Linked DNA regions of Homo sapiens: regions 1 and 2 are each linked to region 3. Evidence: chromatin loops called from intact Hi-C (ENCODE). Cell type or tissue: endothelial cell of umbilical vein. All regions are shown on one strand.

The links. A loop is a pair of places that touch in the nucleus more often than their neighbours do. Peaks named below come from ENCODE experiments on the same cell type or tissue, not always from the same donor. Only the 100,000 strongest peaks of a DNase experiment are listed, where the experiment ranks them.
Region 1: it touches region 3 in a loop (11-fold over the local background); 8 of 110 quality-filtered maps call a loop at or near these places.
Region 2: it touches region 3 in a loop (5-fold over the local background); 4 of 110 quality-filtered maps call a loop at or near these places.

The regions. Positions count from the first base shown.
Region 1 is chr1:8,392,264-8,397,263 of GRCh38, forward strand. The region is part of intron 12 of RERE (arginine-glutamic acid dipeptide repeats); the gene reads right to left. Among named protein-coding and RNA genes, the nearest start is that of RERE-AS1, 30 kb to the right of the region's middle. RefSeq lists an enhancer at 3,466-3,665. In endothelial cell of umbilical vein, no CTCF peak of the experiment used is centred here; DNase peaks (open chromatin) are centred at 2,848, 4,228 and 4,888; H3K27ac peaks cover 3,165 bases.
Region 2 is chr1:8,597,740-8,602,739 of GRCh38, forward strand. The region is part of intron 4 of RERE (arginine-glutamic acid dipeptide repeats); the gene reads right to left. Among named protein-coding and RNA genes, the nearest start is that of SNORD128, 110 kb to the left of the region's middle. RefSeq lists an enhancer at 693-1,192. In endothelial cell of umbilical vein, a CTCF peak has its summit at 480; DNase peaks (open chromatin) are centred at 502 and 2,792; H3K27ac peaks cover 2,132 bases.
Region 3 is chr1:8,709,992-8,714,991 of GRCh38, forward strand. The region is part of intron 1 of RERE (arginine-glutamic acid dipeptide repeats); the gene reads right to left. Among named protein-coding and RNA genes, the nearest start is that of RERE, 110 kb to the right of the region's middle. RefSeq lists an enhancer at 332-832. In endothelial cell of umbilical vein, no CTCF peak of the experiment used is centred here; DNase peaks (open chromatin) are centred at 2,500 and 2,910; H3K27ac peaks cover 3,410 bases.

The sequences.
Region 1 (5,000 bases), 320 kb before region 3:
ATGTCACAGAGGGCATTTGTAAGAAATAGAAATAAACAAAATACACAATTGAAAAAATAAAAAAAGGTGAATCTAACAAAATCCTTTTTTAAAAAAATCCTTTTATGCTTATATTTTTACCTAACCTGGAAAATGAATATCTCTATCTATATATCTCTCTGTCTATCCATCTATCTATCTAGATAAAAACAAACTTAGCCAAAACTTTTTCCTCTCCCCTGGGTCTCATTCTTCATTCCTAGCTTTCTAAAAATTCAGCAAAGACAAAACATTTGCCTTTTCCTATCAACCATAAACACCCACTTTGAACACAGCCAGTATCTACCCCCACCCCTCCATCTAGGAGCTTTAATTATGGCCCTGAAGTACGCATAACTCACACTAGCAGTAGAGTCCATCTATGAGGGACGTGGAGGCCCTCAAGAGATATGGTCAGCATCTGTTACGCCAGCACACCAGAGCAAACATCTGCTGCAAGGTTGTGCTGAAAACATTTCTATCAAGTGGGCCATCCTGTCTGGAAGATTACCAGCCCTGGAGGGATGTTTGCGAGCAAAGTTTCAGCTCTTCGTGAAGCAGCCCTCTGACCAAAGCAAGCGATACAGAGTGCTGCAGAGAACACGATGTGCATTCTCTGGGGGCATTTTCAAGGGTTTCCATTTCATAGAAAATGAAAGGATTCTAAACCATGTAGAGACGGTGGAAAATATAGTTGGATACTACCCAATGAAGATGTGCACCAAAATACCATGATGAAGTTTATCCTGAAAGTAGGAGAAGGAGAATGTGGTGGGCTTACTCATGAGAAGGAATAGCAAGGTGCTCAGATTGGACTTCTGCAGGGATTCGTCCCCAAGTTCCCAAAGACTCAACCTACCAAGAAGGAGGCTACTTTGCCAGAAACTGTCCTACACTTTATAGTACTTGATCTTACCTTTCCAGATGTTTCTGTGAATTTTTTAGTCTAGTGCACCATCAGTTCACCAACTGCTCTAGGAAGATCCAAATACAACAGTTCTTATTTCCGCCTCCATCAAGGGTAATAAATGCCAAGTAAGATGCAGTATCCTATTTAGCGTGGCCTGTGTGACTGGGGGCCCAAAGCCAGGAACCATAGCATCCACATCATCTGGGCCTTTCTGATTGGACCGTAGCATGACAAAGAGCAGTGGCTTAGGGGACCCTCCTTTCTCTTGCTGACTCAATCTAAACTGCTCTGGGTGAGCACTCCCCCTTTCCAAGTCCTGTTTAATTCTACTCATAAAATGGGGTTGGTTTTCTAACAGCTCAAGGTGTTTTAAGAATAATACACAGTGTTCATAAAGCATAATGGGCATCTCCCAACAAATGGACCCAAGCGCAGGCAAGGTCCATTTCTGGTTATTTCTGTTATCAATATTATTTGAAAAGCATAGGTAAGATAAAATAGCAACCCTCAACTCTGATGCATCCAGAACTGGGCAACTACATAATACAGAGACAATTTACATGAATGAAAGTTTAATGGCATCAAATCAACTATGGATTACTAGTATCCAGGTAAAAGTAAAAACTATATAGAGTTGAAAATGTTGCTAAGAAAATATATTAACATATAAAAATACCTTTTAAAACTTCCTTCATTTTTTGTTTATAATTTGAAGGGCAATTAGAAGCTTCAGATGATAGGAGCTCAAGGCCCACGATTTTGCCATGAAGGCTGGCCACCTCCAATCTCCACCTGGGGACTTAAAACACTGCAAAATCCTATACACCATAACCCAAGAAAAATCCCTGATTTCTCCACTAAGGGCTCCTGAGACCAGAAAGACAAGATGAAGGATGGTGACCTATACTTTGGGAAAACCAAATTAGCTGCCATTTCTTGACATTCTATAATCCCAACTTTCAATTTCTAATGCAGGTGGCTCTAACTGCACAGGTAGGACAGAGCTGAAATCCAATGTAAACAGACACAATTCATCTTGCACACAACACTATACAGAGCTTTCCCCATTATTAAAAAGCTTCACCAAAATCTTGATTGGAAGTATGCTAAACATACTGCCCACAATTCCAAATTAAACAATTTTGAGAAATATTTCTTGCTTTTCAGATTCTCAAAATATTTGAAGTTCGACAACTACATACAGGCAAGATCATTCTGACCATCAACTACTCAATTAATTCTCACTACTGTCCTGGGAAGCAGATAATATTATCACCATTTTATAGATGAGAAAACTAAAGCACAGAGAGATGAAATAATTTGTCCAAGGACAGCGGGAGTGGAAAAGGAATTCACACACATTTCCGTTTTCCAGTAATTTAACTTAAGAAAGGAGCTACTGCAGAGAACAAACTTATCAGTCATGGAATCCCACATCACTCAGTGCTGGAGAGGGGGAATGAGCAACAAAAAAGTGACAAATCATAAGGTCTGAGTCCCAACTCTCAGCCAGAGTCACCCAATTGCTTCAGAAGACTGTTACCCCAAGGAAATAAGAAAAAAATACGTTAACTTGCTCTGTAAACCATAAAATCCACTACTAGTATATATATATATTATATCTCCATGAAGCACTTACCACAGTTACACTTGGTTTTTGTTTGCATTTCTTAGCAGGTGATTAATACTTTAAGGGGAGAGAAACTGTATTACTCATTTTTATATCCTCAGCATCTATCTAAAATGTCTTTCCCATAGAAACTCAAACGTCTGTTGAGTGGTTGAGTGAGTAAATAAATGTAAATAAAATAAAAAAGAAAACATATTTTAAGGGCCAAACAGCCCAAAGGCATTCCATGAGGGAAGTTTGTTACTAAACTTTCAGATAAGGTGTCTAGTATTTCCTGTAATAAGATATTGTATATTCCCCTTCTCCTGCCCACAGAATAAATCAAGTACAAAGAAACTAAAAATAATAATACCAAAGAATGAGCAATTTCCGGGTCGGGTGCAGTGGCTCATGCTTGTAATCTGAGCACTTTGGGAAGCCGAGGCGGGTGGATCACAAGGTCAGGAGTTCAAGACCGGCCTCGCCAATATGGTGAAACCCCATCTCTACTAAAAATATAAAAAATTAGCCGGGCGTGGTGGCACACGCCTGTAGTCCCAGCTACTCGGGAGGCTGAGGCAGGAGAATAGCTTGAACCCGGGAGGCAGAGGTTGCAGTGAGCTGAGATCACGCCACTACACTCCAGCCTGAGCAACAGAGTGAGGCTCTGTCTCAAAAAAAAAAAAAAAAGAATGAACAATTTCCTCTTTGGTCTTGTCTGCATAAAAAAGGAACCTCTCCTGCTCAGCTATGCAGGCACCTGGAGACATTTGAAGCTGGAGGTAGGAAAAAAAAAAGGTGAAGGTGAGCTTGACCTAGAAGGGCAACTGTGAACAAGGTGCTTTGAGGAAGCAATGTCAAACCTGTGTGGACCTTTTTGTAAACAGGTTAATTTCCTAAATTCTTTTGTGGGAATATAAGACATCCGTGTTTCTAAAACGGGAGAGGAGAGGAAACAAAAACCAAAACCAAAACCACCACCATGCACTGAAGGCCTGCAGTGGGGGCACAGGAGGAAGTATGAGAGGTTCCATGCCTGAGTTGTGATGTTTGCAGAGAATTAGCCAGTGAGAGTGCCCAAGGAACACGGGAGCACAAATCTGAGAAGGAACACTCGAACGAGGACCAATTCTATTATTATTATTCTGCTCTGTAAGGCATAGGTGACACCACCCCTCTCTCTGTGCTTAAAGGACAGCCATTCCATTAACTACCCACCTTGAATGGATTCCAGAGAAAGACTTTGTTCCCCAAGAAATATTAGCAAAAGCCTTCAAGCCAGGGCTAAGAGCCTTAGTGACAAGTGAGAAGGCACAGAACAACTGAGCAGAGATCATCTCTTGAAAACCTATGCTAATTATCCTGTTTCTACCATCAGGAAAGTGGGAGGGGGGAAGGGCTGCTGTGCTATCACTTGGGGTCCATTCTGGGGTCAAATTTGAATCCCAGCTTCTAGAGCTGAATTCAATGTGGAGTTTGTTGTCCATGCCAAAATTCAAAGGCTGATCAAGTTGAAGAACGTGACATGGACATAATGTGAAGTACATGAAAACTCACATACAAAGTACCTGCCCTCCTGGAACCAGTCCCCAGTTATCACAGAGCCGAGAGGAAACCAGTCCCCTATTATCAAATCCTCTTACTCTTGACTAGAGTGATGGAATTTGGGAAGAATGCAGCAGACTTCTAAAGACTGCTCAGCTACAAGCAGGATCTTCATCTCCTTTTCAGCTGTGGATAACAACGGAAGCAGTCAGCCGTCTAATAAATCAAGTTTAATTTTAACAGCATGAAGTATTGCCCGCTTTGTAATTATACTTCCAAAGGTAAAACCCAACTCGAATTAACTTAAAAAAATTGTTATTGAGGTAAAATTCACATAACATAAAATTAATCATTTTAAAGTTTACAATTCAGAGGCAGTTAATACATCTACAATGCGTGCAGCCCTCAGATCTAATTCCAAAACGCTTTCATCATCCCCCAAAGGAGACCCCTCCCCCTCATTAAGCAGTCAAAGTGAACTTTTTCCACAATGGCATTCTTTGTGATATATCATGCTTTCTCCACAGTATCAGTTTATTCACTTTCAACAGCATCTTTGCATTTTAAAGGTAAGGGAAAACTCAAAGGACCATGAGAACTAACACTCACAAATGTGCTTTCCAGTCTACCACGTGACTGTATACACATCTGGTGAGACAGTTATCTCAGGCAAAATGTACTGTGTGTCTTCCCTGGGAGGAGAAACAGGAGCTGATTCTAATGGAATGTTTACTATGTGACAGATACTGAGTCAGAAACAGCACAGCAGCTAAGACTGGGTGCTCTGCAACCACACTGCCCAAGTTCCAGTTCCAATTCAGTGTGAACTCTGTGTTCTTTGGGCAAGTCATCATAATCTCTCTGCCTCCTTTCTCTTCACACGTATTGTGATGGCAACACCACCACTTGCCTCATGGA
Region 2 (5,000 bases), 110 kb before region 3:
AAAGCAAGGGAGTTCAATTAATTTTTTAAATAAACATTTCACTGGATTTTTTTTTTTTAATGATCAATCCTGTTGACAGTTTTCCCGTCCATCTTCCAGAAGAACTCACTACTCAACCAACTGCCTGGTATTCAGCTGTGACTGTGAGGATGGATAACTATATTTCCTTAAGAAATAGCAGGAAGGTATCTCATCCAAGCAGAAAATAAGACCAACAGTTGTCCAGGTCTCAGTGGTTCTGCATTTCTTCCTAAAAGAGAAATATGTCTCTAAACATCTCTTTCCCGCCTCATGGGGTTGGGGGAAGCAATATGCTCAGAAAAATTTTAACTACTCCAGGCAGCTGAATAAAACAAGCTGAAAACCCTAGATGTGTTCTCCACATTACTGTGACAGAATGCAAGTGTGTATTCGAAAGATTTCCTCGCTGGAATTATAAAGCGTACAGCAAGCCAGCCTGCTGTACTGCCACCTCGCTCTTGCTCCCAGACTCCCTCCCATGGACTAAGCAGGAACGAACATACGAGCTGTGAATCTGGTAGGGGAAACAGGAAACATCCAACCAGGAACACACTGGAGAGAAGAGAAAACAGTTAACCACCTATGAGAAGATGGCGCTGATTCCAGCAGGTGACAGGTGGGACGTGAAGGGCATTCCCGGCCCTCCAGCAGAAGCAACGTCACGGAGCTGGGTGCTGGGTGGGTTGCACCGTTCTGAGGCAGCACGGTTCTCTCCAATGACTCTCACACAGGAACCAGACCTGACTCTGTTTCTTCCAGGACGGTCCTCCCTCACTCCACAGCCTCTCATGGCAGCTGGACACCCACCAGGGCTGGATTCCACACACAGAAACCACATCCAATGCTCTGTTACTAGAAGTCGACCATCTGGATTTCAAAGACCTCTGTCTCTTTCTGTCCTTTGTTAATCAGTCTCCCTTCCCACTCAACCCTCTCCCCTCCATGCCAGAGAAAAGGATTTTTAAATCTGATGAGTTTTTCAGGGAAGCAGAAATGTGAGATTACACTGTTCTTTAGCCTCACCTCATGGTTTTGCTACAGAGATCAACGTCTTCTAACACAGCTTTGCCCATACTCTTCCTGAGGCTGAACCAAAAAATCTTTCATGAACAGTACTGTCTCCACCAGCAGAATGTAAATATACCACAGCACTGACTTCAAAACACTGAAGTAGAGAGTCTTAACTCTCCTTAGACAGAAGGCAGAAGGCTGCAAACATCCCCCAGCAGACTGCAATTGTGCTGTTCCAACTGACAAGCCCAGTAAGCACTGCCCATGACAGGACCTCCTGCAGAACTTCTCCCAGCCTGGCGGACAGCGGGGCAGGGGTCACCCTCAGAGGCTCGCCTTCTCTTTGCTCCCTAGCCATCACACTACACTGGGATGAGACACAACAAGCACCCAAATGACACAGTGACCATTTCTTTTGGTCACTGAGGTTCACGAGATGGGCTGTTTTTCTTTTTCAATCGAGGAGCTGAAATCCTACCAGCCACCTAACAATTAACAACCCCAACCCTGTCCACGGTTAAAATCAACGAAAAAAGCAAGGCCAACTTCTTGTATAACTTCCTTCATACGGGAAAAACATCAAGTTCAACGTGTGTTAATCAAGTGTCAGGTCAATGTACCACGCAAATATATTTGATGTTTTTTGCTAAGGCCAATACTAAACTGTTAAACACAGAGAATATGAGGAAAAACAAGGTTAAAAAAAGTGTATAGATGTCCAACCCTCTTTTAATAATTCCAAAAAAACACAAAGCTACTTAGGCAAAAATAAATCACAAATCTATTCAGGAGCACTGTAAAACGGAAGAGAATTATCTAAAGGGATTCACCGGCTACTGACTAATTTTAATATGAAATGCCTCACAAATCTCCCTGTGCCACCAACAAATCACCAGCTGAGGCAAATCCCAGATAATGAAACATTGTAAGAAGGGCTCTTTTTAATAGTTTAGCCCATCAAGGAGTGAGTATTGATTCTTATTTTCAGCAGAAGGAGACAGTCTTATCTCCAGCCTTACAGCTCAGTGACAACATCAGAGAATTTAATCACAGAGCCTTTTCTGCCATGCAATCCTTAAACTGTCACCTAGGATTCTGTGCCATTCCTCATCCATTTGTAGAGAAACTCCTGGTCTCACAGATGTGTCTGCCTACTTAAACCACAGTAACCATATTATATGGTTGGCTGTGTCCCACCCAAATCTGACTTTGAACTGTAATAATGCCCACGTGCCAAGGACGGGGGCTGGGTGGAGATAAATGGATCACGGCGGCGGTTTCCCTCACACTGTTCTCATGGTAGAGAATACGTCTCACAACATCTGATGGTTTCATAAATGGGAGTTTCCCTGCACAAACTCTCTTGTCTGCCACCATTTAAGATGTGCCTTTGCTTCTCCTTTGCCTTCCACCATGATTGTGAGGCCTACCCAGCCACATGGAACTGTGAGAGTCCATTAAACCTCTTTCCTTTATAAAAATCACCCAGTCTCCGTATGTCTTAATTAGTGGCCTGAGAACAGACTAATACACCATAGCAGCACTTCAAGTCCTACAGATTAAACACATCTATCTATCAATTACCATTTGCCAGCTGTTTTTCTTTAAGAATTTTTTAACAATTCATCAGATATCTTTGTGCATTTCCAACTTGTTTGTTAAGAAATCTGCTCAGTATCTTAAGAGCAGATTGAAAATCATAATAATAGCTGTGCCAATTCTCTGGACATCTGTGGATATTTGTAATATATCCAAGACAATGCCAGTAACAAAAGAAAAAGCCAGGGGGAAGTGATAGCGAAATCAGTCATTATTTCCTTATCCTGACATAGGAAGATCAGAAAGTCCCCCACCTTCCAGAGAAAATTAACCAAATACTAAAGTTAGCAGTAATATTAATTCAAAAGTGTCCCTGCATCTTTAAATACTAAAAAAGTACTCAAAACACAGAAAAAATTACACTGAAAACAAGCCAATACTTTTTTTTTTTTTTTTTTTTTTGAGACAGAATCTTGCTGTGTCACCCAGGCTGGAGTGCAGTGGTGCAATCTCGGCTCACTGCAAGCTCCGCCTCCAGGGTTCACACCATTCTCCTGCCTCAGCCTCCCGAGTAGCTGGGACTACAGGTGCCCGCCACCATGCCCGGCTAATTTTTTGTATTTTTAGTAGAGACGGGGTTTCACCGTGTTAGCCAAGATGGTCTCTATCTCCTGACCTTGTGATCCGCCTGCCTCGGTCTCCCAAACTTTTTTTTTTTTTTTTTTTTGAGACAGAGTCTTGCTATGTCAGCCAGGTTGGAGTGCAGTGGTGTGATCTTGGCTTGCTGCAACCTCCACCTTCTGGGTTCAAGCAGTTCTCCTGCCTCAGCCTCCCAAGTTGCTGGGATTACTAGCGTGCGCCACCATGCCCGGCTGTTTTGTATTTTTAGTAGAGATGGGGTTTCACCATGTGGGCCAGGCTGGTTTCCAACTCCTGACCTCCAGTGACCCACCCTCCTCAGCCTCCCAAAGTGCTGGGATTACAGGGATGAGCCACCATGCCTGGCCAAGCCAATACTTTTTAATTCAAGTACAAATCAAACTACATCACTGAGAGGAATGTTCCCCAATCCAGTTACACTACCCTACTATCCATTATCACTGTTGCTGTGAATAATTAGTACCCCCTTCCAGGGAGTGGGGGGTACAGACCACGTGACAGTGGGTGTCACTGTGGTGACAAGACTGTTTGAGAGTGGGAGGTGGGAGCAATCATTTATGCTGGTAATTTGCCTTAAGATGTTATTCCCAAACATCCTTCCATGATCCTTTGGATTGAGATACCTTAATCCCAACTGCCTTCATGTCCAAGGTCACCACACACACACACACACACACACACACACACACACACACACACACATCTTCCTTCCATGATCCTTTGGATTGAGATACCTTAATCCCAACTGCCATCATGTCCAAGGTCAACACACACACACACACACACACACACACACACACACACACAAACACACACACAGACACACATCTTCTATTAGAGAGAACCGAAGGCATTTGACAGCTGCCTTTTTAGGTCCTTCTGCCTTTCCATCCAAACTATCCATCGTTAACAAGGCCCTATGGCAGTGCAGCAGCGCTCTCCATTCTAATCAGGCATCGAAGAGAAACTTCACTGTCTGTAGGCTGCAACCAAGGGCAGCAGCCTCACAACAAAAGTGCACCCTTTGTGTGGCAATCATTTACCTGTTGTAAAAGCACAGTACCCTTCTCTCTAATAAAAATTCGAAAGGCCAAAAATCAGCATTACATAATGGCCAAACATAAAGAAATGAAAAGCAGTCTGGGTGCGGTGGCTCATGCCTGTAATCCCAACACTTTGGGAGGCCGAAGTGGGTGGATTACAAGGTCAAGCGATCGAGACCATCCTGGCCAACATGGTGAAACCCCGTCTCTACTAAAAATACAAAAAAATCAGCCAGGCGTGGTGGCGGGCGCCTGTAGTCCCAGCTACTCGGGAGGCTGAGGCAGGAGAATCACTTGAACCTGGGAGGTGAACGCTGCAGTGAGCTGAGACTGCGCCACTGCACTCCAGCCTGGTGACAAGAGTTAGACTCCATCTCAAAAAAAAAAAAAGGAAAAGAAAACATAATAAAACAGCCTCACGCTATGTTCACTGGAAAATTTATATGCATGTATATGTTTTATAAGTTATAGAAGCCCATAAGAATTCCAATAGTTCAGGGGAAAAAAAAAGAAAAAAAAAAAACTAAACTTGAGCTATATACCGATGTCTACCCACTAAAATTACTAAAACTATAGCCAGGAATACTTGTTTGGTTTCGTGCCCCTCTCCTTTACAAGGGAGGTAGAAAGCAAGGTGGAGAGACACCCAACAGTCACTTCCGTTTTAAAAAACAAAAACAAAACCAAAAAACTTACACACAGCAGATTTTTCTGGCTAGTATTGGC
Region 3 (5,000 bases):
GCGATTCTCTCTTTCTTTCCATGACTCCTCCTAAATACAAGTAGTCCCTGTCAAGCCTCCTTTTATCACATTCGGCCATCTCACATCAGTGAAAAGATCCACTCTCAAGCTGTTTCTGTGTTTGTGATTCCAAAATTTGATTTTTCCAGCTGAGCTTGCTTCTTAGCAAGAGGCCCACATATGCAAATGCCCTATGGGTTCCACCATAATGGCATTCCACAGACACTCTCAATCCCAAACCAAATCAAAATGTTCTTCCCCCTAAGTCCTGGGGGGACTGTTGCAATCTACGTAATATACTCTTGAATATACTGTTGCAGTCTACGTAATATACTCTTGAAAAATAACTAGAAATAACATCAGATTATAAAAAGAAAACAAAAAGCCCAAGACAGACTGGCCTTTAGTAAAACTCTGAATAGCACACTTTAAAGTGAAATAACATAGGTACAACATTAAGGTTGGGCATTAGTTACAACCTTCCTTCATGTTTTACTTTCCAACATAGTCCCAAACATAGATATTTGTTTGTTTGTTTGTTTTTTGAGACGGAGTCTCGCTGTGTCACCCAGGCTGATGTGCAGTAGCATGATCTCGGCTCATTGCAAGCTCCGCCTCCCAGGTTGATGCCATTCTCCTGCCTCAGCCTCCCTAGTAGCTGGGACTACAGGTGCCCACCACGCCCGGCTAATTTTTTGTATTTTTAGTAGAGACGGGGTTTCACCGTGTTAGCCAGGACGGTCTCAATCTCCTGACCTCTTGATCCGCCTGCCTCAGCCTCCCAAAGTGCTGGGATTACAGGCGTGAGCCACCGTGCCTGGCCATAGTCCCAAACATATTTAAGAGTGATAGGCCAGGCGGAGTAGCTTACACCTGTAAACTACTGGGATTACAGTAGCAAAGTGCTGTAATCCCAGCACTTTGGGAGGCCAAGGCGGGTGGATCACTTAAGGCCAGGAGTTCAAAACCAGCCTGACCAACATGGCAACACCCCATCTCCATTAAAATTACAAAAATTAGCTGGGCATGGTGGCGCATGCCTATAATCCCAGCTACTCGGGAGGCTGAGGCAGGAGAATCACTTGAACCTGGGAGGCGGAGGCTGCTGTGAGCCCAGATCGAGCCACTGCACTCCAGCCTGGGTGACAGAGTGTGACTCTGTCTCCAAAAAAAAAAAAAAAAAAAAAAAAAAAAAAGGGAGTGATAAACTGCTAATAAGTATTTAAAGTATTATATCATGAAATACATTATCAGCATTATAAAAATATACTCCAGAAAACAAAAAATACAACTTTCCACTAGGCTCCCGGGGGCATCACAGCAAACTGTTATGACATTAGTCATCAATCGAAGGTCAGGCCTGGAGGTTTTAGTTTTTGGAAGTGTGCAGCCGTCTCATGGATGTAGCCCTAAACCAACTTCAGACAGAGAGCAAGACCTCTTAGATAGCACATGCTTTAAATATGTTTAAGGACATTTTCATTTTTATTTCAAAACTCACTAGAGATCTCAGACTGTGCAGATCAAATTATTAAATTCCAATAGAGCGATACGTTGAAAAGCCAAAGCAGGGTTAAGAAGAGAAATTTCTCGTTTGGAAAAGGGTTTTACAGATTTAAAAACAAACAGTTTTGTGGAAGAAAGAGCTCAGGGATGCAGGGCCTCAATGGGATGTTTAAAATGAGGCCCCTCGTGTATTTTGAACTGATGATATATGATAAAATCAGTGTGGAGATCCAGCCAAATGTACTGGAAGTAATCTTAAGGATAACTCAAAACCACAACTGAAATCAATATCCTAAGAATTCAAAATATTAACCAGACAGATAATTGTATGACTTATTAAAATAATGTACACAAATTCAAAATATAATTTTGCCCTTTATTATTATTAGGACATGTTTTCTCTAGTATTATGCCGCCAATAAATGAAAATACTTTAAAATAAAATTACACACGTGTATTTCAGAAAAAAATACATACATTTAAATGTTTCAAAAAATTAAATGAGTACCATTTGCCAGTCTCAGCATCAGAGGTAGCATTACAGATCCAGGAACTGCCTGCCTAAAAGCCAATAACTGCTCTCTAGAAAATGCCAGAAGACTCCAGTTAAAAATATACACTCAAACATTATATAATACATTGGCTAAAACAAAAATCAAAAGCCACAGATTCGAGAATGTTTGATCTGCACAACACAGGGTGGTTTCTTGTGTTTTCTTCTGAAGGGATTAGAAGTGAGTGAGACTGTCATAAAGACAAATGCTGAACATACATTCTGGAGTTTAATTTTAACTAAAAGAGCAAATACTTGGGCTGCAGGAAACAACAACTGAGTGAGTACAAAGGAAGGCATGGGCTAACTTCTAACGTTTACATCATCTGATTAATTCCAACAATAAAATCTAAACACTGATCATCCCCTCCAATCTTCAGAGCAAGCTGACTCTACAGTGAAGAATACGAGAGCCCTATCAGCTGACTCTGGTATGTTTAAACGATTATAATGTAAAGCATGTTCATTCTCTTAAGTGAAAGGAAATGACTGCCAAATGCTTCCTTCACAATCTCTCCAGAATAGGGCAGGTCCTTTAATGTGAGATTTTCCTGACATTCCAATTGTAGCAGACATTGAACAAACAGAGACGCATTAAAAGCCGACCTGGTTCTATTATCTTTTATTGAAGGCCTAGCAAAGATCAGACATGAGCCCTGTGCTATTTACATTTTTTGGTGCATTAATCACTTTTATACTCAAGGGCTTTAGAAAAATTCAATGGATTTTTTTTTTTAATGAAAAACAAAATAAAAAAAAAACACAGGATGTAACCACAGCTATATTGGTCTTTTTCTCAGGAAGGTCAGAAAAGCTTTAAAAACAGGAAGTCTGTGCTATAAGGTTGAGAAATGTTTGTTTTAACAGCCTAAGGCGTCATGGTTGCAGTTTGCAGTCAGCTGCTATGGAGGACTATAGTTTATTCTTCCCAGCCAAGGATTAATGTCCCTAGGGAAAAGGCCAAAAAGGTACTCATATAACTAGAAAAGCACATTATCCTAAAATAAGACTTGTTATAAAATCTGAATCATAAATCTTACAAGATACCTTTCAACATTAAATAGGAACTAATTTAGTAACTGGAGGAGGAACAGTTTGTCTTTTGTGGTAATTTATAAAGGCTAAGGAAAAACCATAGTAACCAATGCTAAGACAACCTCCTAGAAACAATTAGCAGTGGGTTAAGAATTGGTGCTTGCCATTTGATACAAGTTTTCTATTGATTACCTCTATTTTAATCATTATACTAATATTAATTATTAAAATCAAATGTAAAAATGACACTCTTGCTTGAATGCAAATTCTTGCAAAAAAGGCAGATTAACTTTAAAAATGTTTTATCCCTAACAAAATGGTTGGTCTCTGCTTTTAAGAAAAAAATTTTTTTTAATTAAAAACTTTGGCCAGGCACAGTGGCTCACATCTATAATCCTAGCACTTTGGGAGGCTGAGGTGGGCGGATCACCTGAGGTCAGGAGTTCAAGACCAGCCTCGCCAACACGGTGAAACCCCATCTCTACTAAAAATACAAAAATTAGCTGGGCGTGATGGCAGGCACCTGTAGTCCCAGCTACTTGGGAGGCTGAGGCAGAAGAACCACTTGAACCCGGGAGGCAGAGCCTGTAGGGAGCCGAGATTGTACCACTGCACTCCAGCCTGGGCAACAAGAGCAAAACTCCATCTCAAAAATAATGATGATGATAATAATAATAATAGTAATTGCAAACTTCAACTACAGTGCTAAACAGTCTTAACATACCTAACATTAAAGGTATTTTATTTCAAAAATTACAATTTTCTGATTCCATTCTTTATACTTAGCTTACACAGGCAATCAAAATGAGGCTTTTTCATGGTGGACTCCATTTTAAATGGAATTAAACGTTATATTATGAAAACTTTAAGCCAAAAATATCCAAATATTAATATTAAAATACACATAGCACATGAATTTAAAATTCATTTGGCTTTTAAAGGGTAGTGATTGGAAAAATCCTATCATGATAAAGTGCTTTAAAATACAAACATAAATGGCTAATACCACAAAGTTTGCCATTCACCCCAAGAAGTAATTTTCTATTTGATAGTTATAGCTATCTTTAAATTTTTAAATATTTATTTCTACAATATCTCTAGAGAGGATTGAACTACTGCCATTTAACAGATGGGAGTAAAATGAAATTCTCTCAACTTTATCTTTTCCCTTATGGTTCAGAAGACATCACTCTAATAACTTTATCTTTCCAAGGGGCATCATTCAAGTAACAACTCATCCTAAAAGGCCCATACTGGCTTTCAGTTGAGTGTATTCTGTATTATGCTCTGGCGTCTTTCCTGAAAATTGGAAGACAATAGAGTAACGCCTTCAAATTTTTGAGGAAAATAGTCTCCAACCTACAGTTCTATACCCGGCCAAACTGTGAGATAATCAAGGATGAGCATAAAATAAAGACATTTTCAGACACACACAGCCTCAAAACATTTACTTCCCATGTACCCTTCTCAGGAAAATACTTCACAAACAACAGAGGGAACCCCAACCAAGAAGCCATGAAAAATGATCTGAGAGTCATATGAAAGGGAAGTCTTCTTCCAACAACTCAGTGGCAGATCTAGACACCAAAATGAGGCAATGGGTTCCAGGAGGATAGCACCAAGGCTGATCTATAGATTAATATTTTCCATTACACTGATTTTCCAATAGTTCTGTTGGAAAATTTAAGGGTGATTTAGAGACGGGGCATACAAAACAAAACAAAGAATCAAAAGAGAGACAATTATTAATTCCAGGAAAGAAGTTGTACAAGAAATGTAATTCAATCATACCACAATTTTTTTTTTTAAGACGGAGTCTCACTCTGTCGCCAAGCCGGAATGCAGTGGAGCGATCCTGGCTCACTGCAACCTCCGCCTCCTGGGTTCAAGTGATTCTCCTGCCTCA